2 separate regions of the Homo sapiens genome follow, and region 2 is linked to region 1. Evidence: chromatin loops called from intact Hi-C (ENCODE). Cell type or tissue: CD4-positive, alpha-beta T cell. All regions are shown on one strand. Each heading gives the region's core, and the rest is flanking DNA. Links, peaks and the distances in the headings are about the cores only. Region 1 has its middle 16 kb from the start of SLC35F2. Region 2 holds the start of RAB39A (RAB39A, member RAS oncogene family).

What was found. Hi-C counts contacts between places; a loop is a spot of excess contacts. Peaks named below come from ENCODE experiments on the same cell type or tissue, not always from the same donor. Only the 100,000 strongest peaks of a DNase experiment are listed, where the experiment ranks them.
Region 2: a loop joins it to region 1, with 3 times the contacts of the local background. A loop is called at or near these places in 2 of 110 quality-filtered maps.

What each region holds. Positions count from the first base shown.
Region 1 is chr11:107,870,753-107,879,086 of GRCh38, reverse strand. No RefSeq gene overlaps it. Among named protein-coding and RNA genes, the nearest start is that of SLC35F2, 16 kb to the right of the region's middle. In CD4-positive, alpha-beta T cell, for the core only: no CTCF peak of the experiment used is centred there; no DNase peak of the experiment used is centred there.
Region 2 is chr11:107,924,775-107,933,108 of GRCh38, reverse strand. It overlaps RAB39A (RAB39A, member RAS oncogene family), which reads right to left and starts at 4,661. Exons shown (of 2, transcript NM_017516.3): 1 at 4,314-4,661. The coding sequence starts at 4,540. RefSeq lists silencers at 4,186-4,405, 4,436-4,925. In CD4-positive, alpha-beta T cell, for the core only: no CTCF peak of the experiment used is centred there; DNase peaks (open chromatin) are centred at 3,138 and 4,848; H3K4me3 peaks cover 1,639 bases; H3K27me3 peaks cover 1,802 bases.

The sequences.
Region 1 (8,334 bases), core at 16-8,015:
TTTCACTTCTTGTGTGGATCTTCAGTTGCTTTAGGCCATCTGGATGTATTCGTGCAGGTCACAGGGGATATGATGGCTTAGCTTGGGCTCAGAGGCCTGACAGCTCTCTCAGTCAGAAGTAACTTATCTTTGGGAGAATTCAGCTGTAATCCAGGTATCAAAATATTCATGGATAATATATCAATATTCAGATCTAGGAAGCCCAATAAAGCCAGGTAAATCCCAAGCAAAAAAATCCACATCTAGATACATCATAGTGAAATGCACAACCCTAAAAAAAAAATAAAGAAAAAAAAAGGATGGTGAAAAGTCACAGGAAAAGAGTCAGATCACCTACAGGAAAAAGGTAATTAGATGGTTGGCTGCCTTCTCAATTGCAAAAATGAAGATAGGAAAATATATTCAAAGTGGTTACAGAAAATATTAGTCAATCTTAAGTTTTATATCCATCAACAGTATCTTAAAAAACAAAGAGGGTGCCATAAAGGTATTTTCAGACAAAAATAGACTTTACATCAAAAGACCCCCTGTAAAGGGAATTCTAAAGATGTAACTGCAGTAGAAACAAAATAAAATCCTGATGGAAGACCTAGGCTACATAATTTTTGGGTCCTAGCGCAGAGTCATTGAAAATGTGAGGCTCGGCTGGGCGCAGTGGCTCACGCCTGTAATCACAGCACCTTGGGAGGCCGAGACGGGCAGATCACGAGGTCAGGAGATCCAGACCATCCTGGCTAACACAGTGAAACCCTGTCTCTACTAAAAATACAAAAAATTAGCTGGGTGTTGTGGTGGGTGCCTGTAGTCCCAGCTACTCAGGAGGCTGAGGCAGGAGAATGGCGTGAACCTGGGAGGCAGAGCTGGCAGTGAGCCGATATTGCACCACTGTACTCCAAGCTGGGAGACAGAGTGAGACTCCGTCTCAAAAAAAAAAAAAAGATAAAAGAAAATATGAGGCTCCGAGGCCAGGCGCCGTGGCTCACACCGGTAATCCCAGCACTCTGGGAGGCCAGAGCAGGCAGATCACCTGAGGTCAGGAGTTCGAGACCAGCCTGGCCAAAATGGTGAAATCCCCATCTCTACAAAAATACAAAAATGAGCCAGTCCTGGTGGCAGGTGCCTGTAATTGTAGGTACTGGGGAGATTGAGGCAGGAGAATCGGTTGACCCCAGGAGGTGGAGGTTGCAGTAAGCCAAGATCATGCCACTGCACTCCAGCCTGGGCAACAGAATGAGACTCTGTCTCAAAAAAAAAAAAAAAAGAAAAAAGAAAATATGAGGCTCCTTGTTAAAAAAATTATTAAAAATTTCAAGATGGCAGTAGCAGGCATGGTGACTCTGCCTGTAATTGCTGCACTTTGGGAGACCAGAGCAGGTGGATTACCTGAGGTCAGGAGTCCAAGACCAGCCTGGCCAACATGGTGAAACTTGTCTCTACTAAAAATACAAAAATTAGCTAGGTGTGATGGCGTGCACCTGTAATCCCAGCTACTCAGGAGGCTGAGGCAGGAGAATCGTTTGAGCCAGGGAGGCAGAAGTTGCAGTGAGCCGAAAAAGTGCACCATTGCACTCCAGCCTGGGTGACAGAGCGAGACTCCGTCTCAAAAACAAAAAACAAAAAACAAAAAAACCTGATGACAACAGCAGAGCGTGAGAGCCAGTGCTGTGGTTTAAATGTGTCCCCACCAAAATTCAAGTGTTGAAACTTAATGGCCAGTGTAATGATAGTAAGAGGTGGTGCCTTTAAGAGGTAATTAGGTCATGAGGGCTCCTACCCTTTGAAATGGGATTAAGTCTTTTAAGAGAGATTCACATAGGTTCAGGTTGGCTTGCCTTTCTGCCTTCCACCCTGTGAGGACACAGGGATCCCCCTCTCCACAAGATACAGCAATAAGGTCCCATCCAGGAAGCAGAGAGCAGCCCTTTCCAAACAACTGAACCTGCTGGTGCCTTGATCTTGGGCTTCTCAGGTTCCAGAACTATGAGAAAATTAATTTATTTTCTTTCTTTCTTTCTTTTTTGAGACAGTCTTGCCCTGTTGCCCAGGCTGGAGTGCAATGACTTGATCTCGGCTCACTGCAACTTCTGCCTCCCAGGTTCAAGCAATTCTCGTGCCTCAGCCTCCCAAGTAGCTGGGATTACAGGTGCACACCATCACACCCAGCTAATTTTTTGTATTTTTAGTAGAGACAGGGTTTCACCATGTTGGCCAGGCTGGTCTTAAACTCCTGACTTCAAGTGATTCTCAGCCTCCCAAAATGCAGGGATTACATGCCTGAGCCGCCGCGTATCTTCTTTATGAACTATCGAGTATTTTGTTATAGCAGCACAAACAGACTAAGACACCAAGCATGGGGCCCTTTGTGACTACATAAGTCATACATCCACAAATCTGGCCCTAGGTACTGTACTGTTGAATGACTGTTATATAATCATTAATTATGTGAAACAACAATAATACTATTCTGTGGTGGGCAGGCATATGAAAACCTACCCCAAAGGCCGAGGGAGCTGAGAGACCATAGAAAGAGGCTGACAAATCCAGTTTCTCATAAAGCAATATTTAATAGGACTTACTAACAGAAGCTTTGTCTCATGCAACTGCAAATTGGTGGATCCTTGCAGTTACCCCCAAGACCCAGGGCTTATATTCAATAATAGGGAATTTGCCGAAGGGCAGGACATACAGTAAGTATGTGAAACTATAAATCTTAAGAGGCATTCTCAGAACTGGAGTTAATCATAAATCAACATGGATTAGCATATGAAGTTGATTTAGCTTCCACAAGTCTGTACTTTGCGGTTGAGAAGAAGCAAGCTAGAACTAAATTACTAGATAACAACAGCATATAAGCTGGGAGAGTTATAAAGTATTCTAAGGTTCTTGCATTGTTTGGGAAGAGGATAAAACTTTTGATTAATTTTAGACTTCACTAAGTTTGCATGTTAGAATAGCTATGACTACTATGAAAGAATAGGCATAGGTAACAAAACTTCCAAACAGGAGAAAAAACTCAGCCAGTTCAAAAGAAGGCAAGACAGAGAGAGACAGAAACATTAAGACAAGTTGCAAACCACATAGTAATTTGGTATAAATAAATCAAAATATGTCAGTAATCATCCTATGTGTAAATAGACTAAACTGTCCAATGAAAAGGCAAAGATTAAAGTAGATTTAGCAGTTCAAGTAACAAAAAGAAAAAAAAAAAAGAAAAGGCAAAGAGCCTAAAAACAAAACAAAGCTGGGCGTGGTAGCTCACGCCTGTAATCCCAGCACTTTGGGAGGCCAAGGTGGGTGGATCACCTGAGGTCAGGAGTTCGAGACCAGCCTGGCCAACATGGTGAAACCCTGCCTCTACTAAAAATACAAAATTAGCCGGGTACGGCGGCATGCACCTGTAATCCCAGCTACTTGGGAGGCTGAAGCAGGAGAATCACTTGAACCCGGGAGGCAGAGGTTGCAGTGAGCCGAGATTGCCATTGCACTCCAGCCTGGGCAACAAGAGCAAAACTCCGTCTCAAAAACAAAAAACAAAACAAAATAAAATCCAGCTATGTGCTGTTTCAAGATATATATATATATAAATATCATTATTATACAGAAATATTGAAAAGCAATGAATAGAAAAAAATATGCCAGGCCAATACCAACTAAAATGAAGTTGGAAAAGCTGTATTAGCATCAGAAAAAATAGACTTTCACACAAAAAGTATTAGGGCAGATAAAGAGTGTCATGTCATAATAATAAAATACTCAACAGAGATGTGTAACAAAAACTACTCTGTACCTAATAATAAAAATTTAAAACATATGAAGTAAATATTGACAATTTTATAATGAGAAACTAAGTTTCTATTTCTTCCTATAATGGAAGAATAGGTTGGTTCTCAAATTTTCGTCTGTCTCACGATCCCATGATGGGCTTCTTAAAACAGATTGCTGGGCCCAACTCCAGAGCTTCTGATTCAATAGGTCTAGGGTGGGGACTGAGAATTTCCACTTCTTACAAGCACCTGAGAGAAGCACCTAGTTCTCAGGTGCTGCTGATGTTTCTGATTCAGGCCTATGCTTTGAGAACCACTGGTTTAACAAATATTTCAGAAATTGATAGATCAAATAGACAAAAAAAATCAGTAGGAGACTGAATATTTGTTCAAATGGACATGTTAAAACACTGAGGGCTGGGCACGGTGGCTCATGCCTGTAATCCCAACACTTTGGGAGGCAAAGGCCAATGGATCACTTGAGGTCAGGAGTTTGAGAACAGCCCGGCCAACATGGTGAAACCCCATCTCTAGTAAAAATACAAAAATGAGCCAGGTGTGTGGCGGGTGCCTGTAATTCCAGGTACTCGGGAGGCTAAGGCAGGAGAATCGCTTGAACCTGGGAGAGGGAGGCTGCAGTGAGCTGAAATCATACCACTGCACTCCAGCCTGGGCGACAGAGTGAGGCTCCATCTCAAAAAAACAAAAACAAAAACAAAAACAAAAAAAACAACCAACCAACCAAACAAACAAAAAACACATTGAGAATAAACATTCTGCCAGGCGTGGTGGCTCACGCCTATAATCCCAGCACTTTGGGAGGCCGAGGCAGGCGGATCACCTGAGATTGGGAGTTTGAGACCAGCCTGACCAACGTGGAGAAACCCCATCTCTTCTAAAAATACAAAATTAGCCGGGTGTGGTGGTGCATGTAATCCCAGCTACTCAGCAGGCTGAGGCAGGAGAATCGCTTGAACGTGGGAGGCAGAGGTTGCAGTGAGCCGAGATGGCGCCATTGCACTCCAACATGGGCAACAAGAGCAAAACTCTGTCTCAAAAAAAAAAAAAAAAAGAAAGAAAACAAAAAACAAACAAAAAAAATTATTTTACACACACATGAAAAACATTTATCAAAATTGACCATGTACTAGGTCTTAAAACTTATCTCGCTATTTTCAAAATATTGAAAGTATCAGGTCAGGTCAGGTATGGTGGCTCACACTTGTAATCCCAATGATTTGGGAGGCCAGGAGTTCTAGACCAGCCTGGGCGACATGGAGAAAACCAGTCTCTACAAAAAATTTAAAAATTAGCCAGGTGTGGTGGTGCTCGCTTGTAGTCCCAGCTACTCCAGAATCTGAGGCAGAAACATCCTGTGAGCCCATGAGTTTGAGGCTGCAGTGAGTTATGACTATACCACTGCACTCCAGCCTGGGTGACAGAGTGAGACCCTATCTCTAAAAAAAAAAAAAGTATCATATAGCCTACATTATCATACAATTAAGTTAGAAATCAACTATAGAAAATAATTAAAAACTTGGCCAGGTGCAGTGGCCCACGCCTGTAATTCTAACACTTTGGGAGGCTACGGCATGTGGATCACCTGAGGTCAGGAGTTCAAGACCAGCCTGGCCAATATGGCGAAACCCCCTCTCTACTAAAAATACAAAAATTAACCAAGTGTGGTGGCTTATGCCTATAGTCCCAGCTACTCAGGAGGCTGAGGAGGGAGAATCACTTGAACCTGGGCGGCAGAGGTTGCAGTGAGCCGAGATCGCGCCACTGCACTCCAGCCTGGCGACAGAACGAGACTCCGTCTCAAAAAAAAAAAAAAGTTAAAAACTCTTATTATGCTTGGAAATTAAGGGATGTGTCTTTCCAACTCACGAGTCAAAGAAGAAGTTATAATGGAAACTGGAAAATACGTAGAAGTGAATGATAGTAAAGCCATTATCAAAACTCGTGAGAGGCAACTCAAAATTAATGAGTTTAGAACGCAGTTTAAGGAGTTAGGGAAAAAGCAACATAAGCCCAAATAATGTAGAAGGAAGGAAATAATATAAATTGGAACAAAAATTACTGAAGTAGGGCAAGGGTCGGTGGCTCAAACCTGTAATCTTAGCACTTTGGGAGGCCGAGACGGCAGATAGCTTGACCCCACGAGTTGGAGACCAGCCTGGGCAACCCAGTCTGTACAAAAGATACAAAAACAGCCAGGCATGGCAGCTGGCACCTGTGGTCCCAGCTACTTGGGAGGCTGAGGTGGGAGGATCACCTGAGCCTGGGAGTTTGAGGCTGAAGTGAGCCATGTTCATGCCACTGCACTCCAGCCTAGGTGAGACTCTATCTCAAAAATAAATAAATAAATAAGTAAATAAATAAAATATAGAGAGGATTAAAAAAGAGTTCCCAGAGGAAGGAATCCCTTTGCTTACTGTTGAAGGATAAGACTTCTCCTTAATCTAATGGAAAGGTATAGCTGTGCAAAATGGCATGTTGTAGTTCACGAGCTGTAAGTAACTTGGTCTGGCTAGAGGGATAGTGGTTGTTAAGTGGGTGCAGAAGAGTGAAGAAAGGAAAAGGCAGTGAGAGAGGCACTGAGATTAATACATTAAAATTCATGGAAGATGTGTATGAAAAGATAAATATATGTTTTTGGGAGGTCACTTTATGATTTAGCTTCTTTTGAGTGCTAACATGATTCTCAAGATACTTATGGGGCTGTTCTCCATAGATGGGCAGGAAATTCTCTGTGGGTGGGAGAACACAATATAAGTAATCTAAGAACAAGATAATTTTAGATAATTTCTGTATGAGTTTGTTAGGGTTGCCATAACAAGATATAACAGACTGAGTGGCTTAAACACATTTATTTTCTCACAGTCTTGGAGGTTAGAAGTCTGAAATCAACATGGTGGCAGAATTGGCTTTTTTGTTGAGACAGAGTTTCGCTCTCGTGGCCCAGGCTGGAGTGCAATGGGGCGGTCTCTGCTCACTGCAACCTCCGCCTCCCAGATTCAAGCGATTCTCCTGTCTTGGCCTCCCGTGTAGCTGGAACTACAGGCATGTGCCACCATGCCCGGCTAATTTTGTATTTTTAGTAGAGATGGAGTTTCTCCATGTTGGTCAGGGTGGTCTTGAATTCCTGACCTCACGTGATCCGCCGGCCTTGGCCTTCCAAAGTGCTGGGATTACAGTCGTGAGCCACCGCGCCAAGCCAGAACTGGTTTCTTTTGAAGCATCTCTCGTCGCTTGTACAGGGCCATCTCTCTGTGTTTTCACATGGTCTTTCCTCTGTAACTGTCTGTGTCTTAATTTCCTCTTGTTATAAGGATACTAGTTATATTGGATTAGGGCCTACCCTAATGTCTTCATTATAACTTAATACCTCTAAAGACTTCGTCGCTGCAATCACATTCTGAGGCACTGGAGGTTAGGACTTCAACATATGAATTTTGGTAGACCTCATTATAGCCCTCCGTCCACCTCTCCTCCAAATTCATACGCTCACCCTGTTCTAACTGTGCCAGAAATCTTAACTCATTTCAGCATCAAGTGTAAGCACAAAATATAATCTAAATCAGGTATGAGTGAGACTCATAGGAGTTATGATTTGTCCTGAGGCAAAATTCCTCCCCAGCTGTGAATCTATAAAACCAGACAAGTTATCTGCTTCCAAAATACAATGATGGCATAGGCATAGCATAGTCTTTCCCATTCCAAAAGTCAGAAATAAAAAATAAATCCCAGCCGGATGCGGTGGCTCATGCCTATAATCCCAGCACTTTGGTGGCCGAGGCGGGTGGATCACCTGAGCTCAGGAGTTCGAGACCAGCCTGGCCAATATGGCGAAACCCTTTCTTTATTAAAAAAGCAAACATTAACCAGACCTGGTAGCTTATTATGCCGGTAGTCCCAGCTACTCAGGAGGCTGAGGAGGGAGAATTGCTTGAACCCAGGAGGCGGAGGTTGCAGTAAGCCAAGATCATGCCACTGCACTCCAGCCTGTGTGACAGAGCGAGACTCTGTCTCCAAAAAACAAACAAACGAACAAAAAAAGACTAAGGCTCCAGAATAATCTTTGGCTTGATGCTCTGTCCTCGGCCCACCAGCGTGGTGGTCCACCCCCTCAGCCCTGGGTGACTTCAATATATACATTTCTGGGCAGGGGGCGGTGCACAATTCAGCCCCCAACAATACCTATGATGAAAATGTAACCTATCAATTTGATAGGGAGAGACTGGGAACCAGTGGATTAAGTCAAGGACATCTTCTCTAAGGAGGCAACACTGGACCTAAGACTATGCTTAGATCTGAAGGCAGATTATTCCGGGCAGAGGAAATGAGACAATAGAAATAAAGGGAAAGAGAAAGAACACAGTATGCAGGTTGAAGAGTTAGGCAGCGCATTTAAGCTAGAGCAAGGAGCCTAAATTTCATGCTAAATACAACAGGCAGGCATTGTAGGCTTATAAGCAGGGGAGAGTGACCTTATTTCGTAGGGATTTTGGGTAATGGACTGTAGGAGGCAAGAATAGAATAAGTAGGAAGATATACCAGTCTGTTGCAG
Region 2 (8,334 bases), core at 79-8,078, 54 kb before region 1:
TATGGGAAAAGTTCAAAATTTCTATTCTTACACTTAATGCTCTCCATACACCTAGCTCTTCCAATATAGTTATCCTTATTAACACTGTATTAAACAATATTCTCGTTTCCTTTACTGCTAAACTAATCCCAGCACTTTAGGAGGCTGAGGTAGGCAGATTACACGAGCCCAGGAGCTCGAGACCAGCCCAGCCACCATGTTGAAACCCCATTTCTACTAAAAATACAAAAATTAGCTGGGCATGGCGGCACACACCTGTAGTCCCAGCTACTTGGGAGGCTGAGGCATAATAATTGCTTGAACCTGGGAGGCATAGGTTGCAGTGAGCTAAGATCTGGCCACCACACCCAGCCTGGATGAGAGAGCGAGATTGTCTCAAAAAACAAAACAAAACCAAAATTTATAAAAAAGTGATTACTAGCTTCCCCTAACACCTACAGTGCCAAAGGCATCTTTCCTACATCCTAGGCACATAATGGCCCAGTCTAAGTGTCTCCTTGTAACTAAGATCTCCCCAATGAATTGAGAGCCGAAAGAATCTATACCATGTTGGCCTCACTTGCTTAAAAGAAACTTTGCTTGGTATAGAGCTGCTCTTTCTCCTTCCCCTGAACTGACACACAGTGTGCTTATAACCCAGCTTTGCTCATGTAGATGATGGTAACATCCTAGGCATGGCAGAAAATTAAGGAAGAAGGAAACTGAATGATGGTCTGGTGCAGAACCACTCCACCAACTTGGACCACTCTATACACAAGAGAGAAATAAACTTTCATCTTTAATGAAGGCACTGTAATTCTAAATTTCTTTAATATACAAATCTACAGTTATGTTCACATATACATTATTTTTCTAAATCTTTTTCACTTGGATTTTGTCCCTTTTTATTTCAGGCAAGTAGTTAGCCTCTATTAGCATGTTAGTCTGAACATTGAAAACTAAGGCTGGCCTGGCGCAGTGGTTCAGGCTTGAAATCCCAGCATTTTGGGAGGCCGAGGTGGGTGGACTGCTTCAGCCCAGGAGTTTCAGACCAACCTGGGCAACATGGCCAAACCCTGTCTTTACAAAAAAAGATACAAAAATTAGCTAGGCGTGGTGGTGTGTGTCTGTAGTCTCAGCCACTTGGGAGGCTGAGGCAGGAGAATTGCTTGAGCCTGGGAGGTGGAGGCTGCAGTGAGCCAACATTGTGCCACTGCATTCCAGCCTGAGTGACAGACCCTGTCTCAAAAAAAAAAAAAAAAAAAAGAAGGAAAGAAAGAAAACGAAAGCTAATCACGATCATAATTACCAACTCACTAACCTATTGTTCTGTAATACATTTATTATGCTTTCAAGCTACCTCATGAGCTAAGTAGGTTCCTTTTTGTCAGTTTATATCCAATCACCAATAAACCTTCAAACATGACATTTCCCACAAATTCTTCATGATATGATTATGACTAATGACAGGAATACATCTTCATGACCTACAGTACCTTTCTATAAAATAAAATATGCAATGATATCTATTATTCAAAATTAGAATCTGTAATTTCTTGATGAAAGATACAGAATGATTTAATAGTAATTGTTTTAAATGCAATCTTAAGGTAAAACATTCTGGTAAATGAGAGAAAAGCAAGTATTTGGAGGTAGCTACTGAAATACGTATGTATTTACAAACAGAACTTTGGTAAAGAGCCAAACAAAATAAATTATGACTCACTGTCAGTAAACATTCCCTAAATGTCCTTGCATTATAATGCGAGAGTTACTGTTTGGTTTTAATAATGTACATAAAATGAATTATTATTTACATTCTTCTTCAAGGCATTAAAAAACAATCATCTAGGCCAGGCGCGGTGGCTCACGCGCCTGTAATCTCAGCACTTTGGGAGGCTGAGGCAGGTGGATCACCCGAGGTCGGGAATTCAAGACCAGCCTGACCAACATGGGGAAATCCCCGTCTCTACTAAAAATACAAAATTAGCCAGGTGTAGTGGTGCATGCCTGTAATCCCAGCTACTCGGGAGGCTGAGGCTGCAGAATTGCTGGAACCTGGGAGGCGGAGTTTGCAGTGAGCAGAGATCGCGCCATTGCACTCCAGCCTGGGCCACAAGAGCGAAACTCCGTCTCAAAAAAAAAAAAAAAAGTTAAAAAACAATCATCTCTATCATCTATTTAGCAGAAAGGTCTTTAAAGTCTAACAAATTAATTATCATTTAATTTCTTGTCAATAAGTTGAGCTACTTATTTATTTATTTATTTATTTTTGAGACTGAGTCTGGCTCTGTCACCCAGGCTGGAGTGCAGTGGCGTGATCTTGGCTCACTGCAAACTCTGCCTCCCAGGTTCAAGCGATTCTCCTGCCTCAGCCTCCTGAGTAGCTGGGACTACGGGCACACACCACCATGCCCAGCTAATTTTTGTATTTTTGGTAGAGACAGGGTTTCACCTTATTGGCCAGGCTGGTCTTGAACTCTTGACCTTGTGATCCACCCGCCTCAGTATCCCAAAGTGCTGGAATTACAGGCGTGAGCCACCCTGCCCAGCCAAGTTGAGCTACTTTTAAGGAACTAATTAAACACAATAAGATTTTATTACCCATGTGTCTTGTAGTTGCAACTCAAAGTAGCTGTTAGAAGTTTAAGACATAAAGGTTTTTATTGTATTCACTTCAGAGGGGGGGTCAAGAGCTAACAGCAAATGCTTTTTTTCTGAGCCTGATATATCGCAAAGTTTACCTCTGATTGAGATCACATGTGAAGGAATTGGCAATCAACTTAGAATGGTAAAACTGGAAGGAATGTTAGAGATCACGACGACTTTCATTTTACAGATGAGGAATCAAACATTTGAAAAATTATTTTAATAAAAGGAGGCTTCTTGAAAAGGAAAAACATTTTTCATGGAATTCTACGTGTTGTACAAATCCAATCAATAATCTTTTAACACCTCTCTGAAGCGCTGGCCTTACCATCTTTCCACTTCACACACACGAAAACTAAGGTATAAGCAAGCTAAGCAGTTCACTCATTATCTCTATGAATCAGCATCATTGCTAGGAACGGAAGCCAAAACTTTGAATGTTGGACCATTCTCACAGATGTAGGCTGATCTCATTCGCAGTGATGCTGGCTGGGGGCGAGGGGAAGCCATGTTTGGGAAGTCCCCTCATGGAACACTGCATTTCACAAGCAGAGTACTTGCTGACTAACGCAAAATGCTTCCTTAAATGAGTTCCAATGGATAATGCAGTCTTTAAGAAACAGAACAGTACAATACATCAGTTTCACCATCTTCCTCTAAAACGAAGTGCCTTTGAATCCTAGACATTTAAAATTTGCTTTAAACCTGCTTCCATCTCAAATATTCAGGAAATGCATATAATTTCATTTACTTTTTATTTACACAAGTCGCCTTTGTGAAACCCTTCATGTCCCCAGCGGATATTTAGGAGGAGACTATTCATTTGGATCCCTCCTTCTGTCTTTAGAAATATTATCACCCTGGAACGTTAAGTACTGATCATAAGCAAAATTAAAGTTCCTGGCGAATCTCAATATATGTCTTTTTCCCACCAAACATGACAAACTTCTAAAGACAACTCAACCCTTCACATACACACACACACACACACACACCCTCAGCTGTGCCAGTGTCCCTGATGTTGCATCTAGTTAACCTACAAGACCCATTCCCACGGGTCATGACCCAGTATTTCTGATGACCACATTCAGTGCTGTGAGGTGCCCAAACCATTACCGCATCCACCTCTCTGTGAACCATGCCCAGTGAGCTCATGCAGGAACCTGGGTTGGAGCGCTCCTTGCTGTGAAGCTAAAGGATCCATCACGAATCTGGGAACCCTCCCTCGCGGTTCTCCCCGGCCACACAGCGTGGGAGCCGCTGGGTTAGGGTAGGAAAAGGGGCGCCTGCTTGGAGGAGGGTGGTCGGGTCATGCTGTGCGCAGCCAGGGAAGCCGAGTTTGGGAAGAAGGCAGCCGGGGAGCCGGAGGGGATAAAAATACCCACAGGGGCTGAAAGAGTTGGGGAAGAGGGGGCGGCGAGGACGACCCCGGTTCAGGCGGGAAAGGAAAGATGGAAAGGGGGCGCAGGAAATGGGCGCCAAAGAAAGAAGTGAGAAATTGCGGAGGAGGAAGTCGTCCCTGGAAGAGGAGGGGCAAAGGGGAAGCGAGAATGGAGTGTTTGCACTTTCGAGAGGGAAGGGCCAGAGCCTCTCCCGACCAGGGCCGGCGGGGCGGACGCCTGGGGAAGGGGCGTCCGGGCGGGCTGAGGGGGCGGCGCGGTGCCCAAGGTCCCCGGGGTCCCTACCTGAACCGCTCCTGTCCCGCCGTGTCCCAGAGCTGTAGCTTGATCCTCTTGCCCGGCTCGATCTCCAGCAGGCGGGAGAAGAAGTCCACGCCGACGGTGGGGTCGCAGGCGGGGGAGCGCAGCCCGGGGAAGCGGCCCTGGGTGAAGCGGTGCAGGAGGCAGGACTTGCCCACGGTGGAGTCCCCGATCACGATGAGGCGGAACTGGTAGATCCAGATGGTCTCCATCGCTCACGTGCCCCGCTGGCTCCCGGGCCGCCCCACCCGCGGGCTAAGTTCGGCGGCGGGAACTGTCCTTTCAGCACCTCGCGGGCGCCCGCCCGCCGCCTTCCAGCATATTCCTGCGGCTGCGGCCGCCGCCTGGTGCCCGCCCTCTCGGGAGAGAGAGGCGGGGCCAGGCCCGGCTAGGGGCGGGGCCTCTGGACGGGGGCGGGGCGGGGGCGGTGGCGCGTGGGAGGGGGAAGCAGGTTTGCTGCCGCGAACTCCCGCCCCTGACCGGCTGCAAATCACTCTCCCTCAACGCTCACTGGGCGCCGGCAGGAAAGTGGGCGTGGCGGGAAGACGTGACAGCAGCAACAACCAAGGAAAATGAAGCAAGGTCTCAACTCCGGGAGGGTCAGCCAATGAAAAGTGAGAGTCGTTTTCTTACAGGCGTCAGGGCGGGTTGGTCAGATTAGGGCTCTGATTTTGGAAGTCCCTGAGGCCATAACTTGGGTCATTGCTTTGATTCCTCTTTTTTTTTTGTCCCCCAGGCTGGATTGATGTGGTGAGATCTCGGCTCATTGCAGCCTCAAGCGATCTGCCCACCTCAGCCTCCCAAGCAGCGGGGACCACGGGTGTGAGCCATCACACCTGGCTAATTTTCTTCTGGGTTAAAAAAAAATTTTTTTTTTAGAGATGTGGTCTCGCTATGTTGCTTAGGCTGGTCTCAAACTCCTAGGTTCAAGCGATCCATCCACCTCAGCCTCCTGAGTAGCTGGGACTACAGGCGGGGGCCACCACATCCCGCTAATTTTCTAACTTTTTGTAGAGATGGGGTCTTGCTGTGTTGCCCAGGCTGGTCTCGAACTCCTGACCTCAAGTGATCCTCCAGGCTCAGCCTCCCAGTGCTGGGATTACAGGTGTGAGCCACCACACCCTGCTTTCTTGTCTTGATGAGAGCCACCTCCAAGGCATTTTAAGGTGAAGGAGTTTTGGGCAGGATTGAAATAAATTTGCACAGCCAGTTCTGGGTGCTTCTAGCAAGGGCTCTGGCTGTTGCTGCGTGCTGCCACTGTCTGTTCTTCACTGCTATGAGTACCACAGAAGAGTGAGAAACGCCAAGTATCATCCCCATACCCTCTGGGGCCCTCCAACCCTGGGGACAGTGGCAAAAAAAAAAAAAAAAAAAAAAGCCGGGGAAATGTTGAGAAGCTCATGAAATTTTCAGCTCTCCTTGGTCTCCATTGTTTAAGTCAGAAAAAAGCGAACAGGTGGTCTCTTAGCTCATGTCTGATTAATGATGTAAGTAAACAAAGCAGAACTTAAATTCTGGTGAGATCTTACTACTTTCTTGTGCCTTTCCTCAAATTGAGTAATAGTGACGTCAAGGTTTATCTTTAAAAAGTGAAACAGTTTAAAAGTGTGTGTTAGGCCGGGCGCGGTGGCTCACGCCTGTAATCCCAGCACTTTGGGAGGCTGAGGCGGGTGGATCACCTGAGTCAGGAGTTCGAGACCAGCCTCAACATGGAGAAACCCCGTCTCTACTAAAAATACAAAATTAGCCGGGCGTAGTGGTGCATGCCTGTAATCTCAGCCACTCGGGAGGCTGAGGCAGGAGAATTGCTTGAACCCGGGAGGCAGAGGTTGTGATGAGCTGAGATCGTGCCATTGCACTCCAGCCTGGGCAACAAGAGCGAAACTCCATCTCAAAGAAAATAAATAAATAAATAAAAGTGTGTGTTTAGGCCGGTCGCAGTGGCTCACGCCTGTAATCCCAGCACTTTGGGAGGACGAGGCGGGCAGATCGCCTGAGGTCAGGAGTTCGAGACCAGCCTGGCCAACATGGCGAAACTTCGTCTTTATTAAAACTACAAAAATGGCCGGGTGCAGTAGTTCATGCCTGTAATCCCAGCACTTTGGGAGGCCGAGGTGTGTGGATCACAAGGTCAGGAGTTCAAGACCAGCCTGGCCAAGATGATGAAACCTCCTCTCTACTAAAAATACAAAAATTAGCCACGCACGGTGGCAGGCGCCTGTAATCCCAGCTACTCGGGAGGCTGAGGCAGGAGAATCGCTTGAACCTGGGGGGCAGAAGTTGCAGTGAGCTGAGATGGTGCCACTGCACTCCAGCCTGGACGACAAAGCAAGACTCCTCGTCTCAAAAAAAAAAAAAAAAAAAAAAAGCTACAAAAATTAGCCAAGCATGGTGGCACATGCCTGTAACCCCAGGTACTTGGGAGGCTGAGGCAGGATAATCGCTTGAACCCGGGAAGTGGAGGCTGCAGTGAGCCGAGATTGTGCCATTGCACTCCAGCCTGGGCAACGAGAGCAAAACTCCGTCTCAAAAAAAAAAGTGTGTGTTTACCAAAACAAAATTTTCAACAATTCCACTTTTTTCTTGTGCACATCCCAAATTCTTATATCGATATTCATCCCTATTTCCTTTGCTGTTTTGGAGGAATTGGTGTTGGCTGTGTTTAATCCCCTTTCACTTATCTTTTTGGGGCTTTTCCCAACAGTTGACTTTTATTTCATACCTTTTATACCTTGAATCTCCCCTTCTCCAGTGGCTTCTGCTCCTCAGCCTATAAACATGCTCAATTATCTACAATTCTAAAACTAAGCAAAACACCTCTTCATTACGCTTCCCCTTCAGATTGTTGACTCCTCCATCATTCTCCTTTTCAAATATCAGAAATGATGATCTATTATCATTTCTCATCTACCAGTTAGTCTTCAAGGAGGCTTATATACCCCTAACATACTCTCTGTGCCTAATATACCACTGCTTTTGATAAGGCTGTCAGGGACATCCTAATTATTAAATCCAAGCCCCCACCCCCACCATCCTCACCACCACCCCACTGCAGTGTCATCTAGTTTTAGTTGTCATTCTCCTTTTTTTTTTTTTTTTTTTGAGACGGAATCTTGCTCTGTCGCGATCTTGGCTCACTGCAGCCTCCGCCTCCTGGGTTCAAGCGATTCTCCTGTCTCAGCCTCCTGAGTAGCTGGGACTACAGGCGTGGGCCACCACACCCAGCTAATCTTTGTATTTTTAGTAGAGACAAGGTTTCACCATGTTGGCTAGACTGATCTCGAACTCCTGACCTCAAGTGATCCACCCCCCTTGGCCTCCCAAAGTGCTGGGATTACAGGCATGAGCCACTGCACCTGGCCATGACTGAATTTTCTGTAAGCACAACCTGAACACCCTTATTCCTTGGCTTCCACAAAAGCATTCTCTCCTAATTTTCTGTTCTTTTTAACCTTCTTCAATGACTCCTCTTTCTATGATTCATTTCTTCAATACTGAAGATCTTAAGAGATCCTTCCTTCATCTCTTTTCCCTCTCCCCACTTTTACCTTCACTTTGGGCTTTTTCTGGCAACCTCATGTACTCCAGTGACTTCAGTTACCCCCTTACCCATATCAAATGTCTTCCCCCAATCTCTGCTCTGTATTCAGGACCCGCATTTCCAACTACTTCTCTTAGATATTGGATATGCATTTCAGACTCTACGTATCTGTGTTGGTTAGGATTCTTTGAAAAAAACTTCAGTTAGGGTGATATTAAAAGATGAGAGCACTTATTCTAAAGATATAGAGTGTTTTTACAGAATCCGCAGGCAGGAATGATGTTGGCATCAGAAAGGTATTTGAACTGGGAAAGAGAAAGCTGCTGCCGGGCGCAGTGGCTCACGTCTCTAGTCCCAGCACTTTGGGAGGCCAAGACAGGTGGATCACCTGAGGTCAGGAGTTCGAGACCAGCCTGACCAATATGGTGAATCCCTGCCTCTACTAAAAATACAAAAATAAGCTGG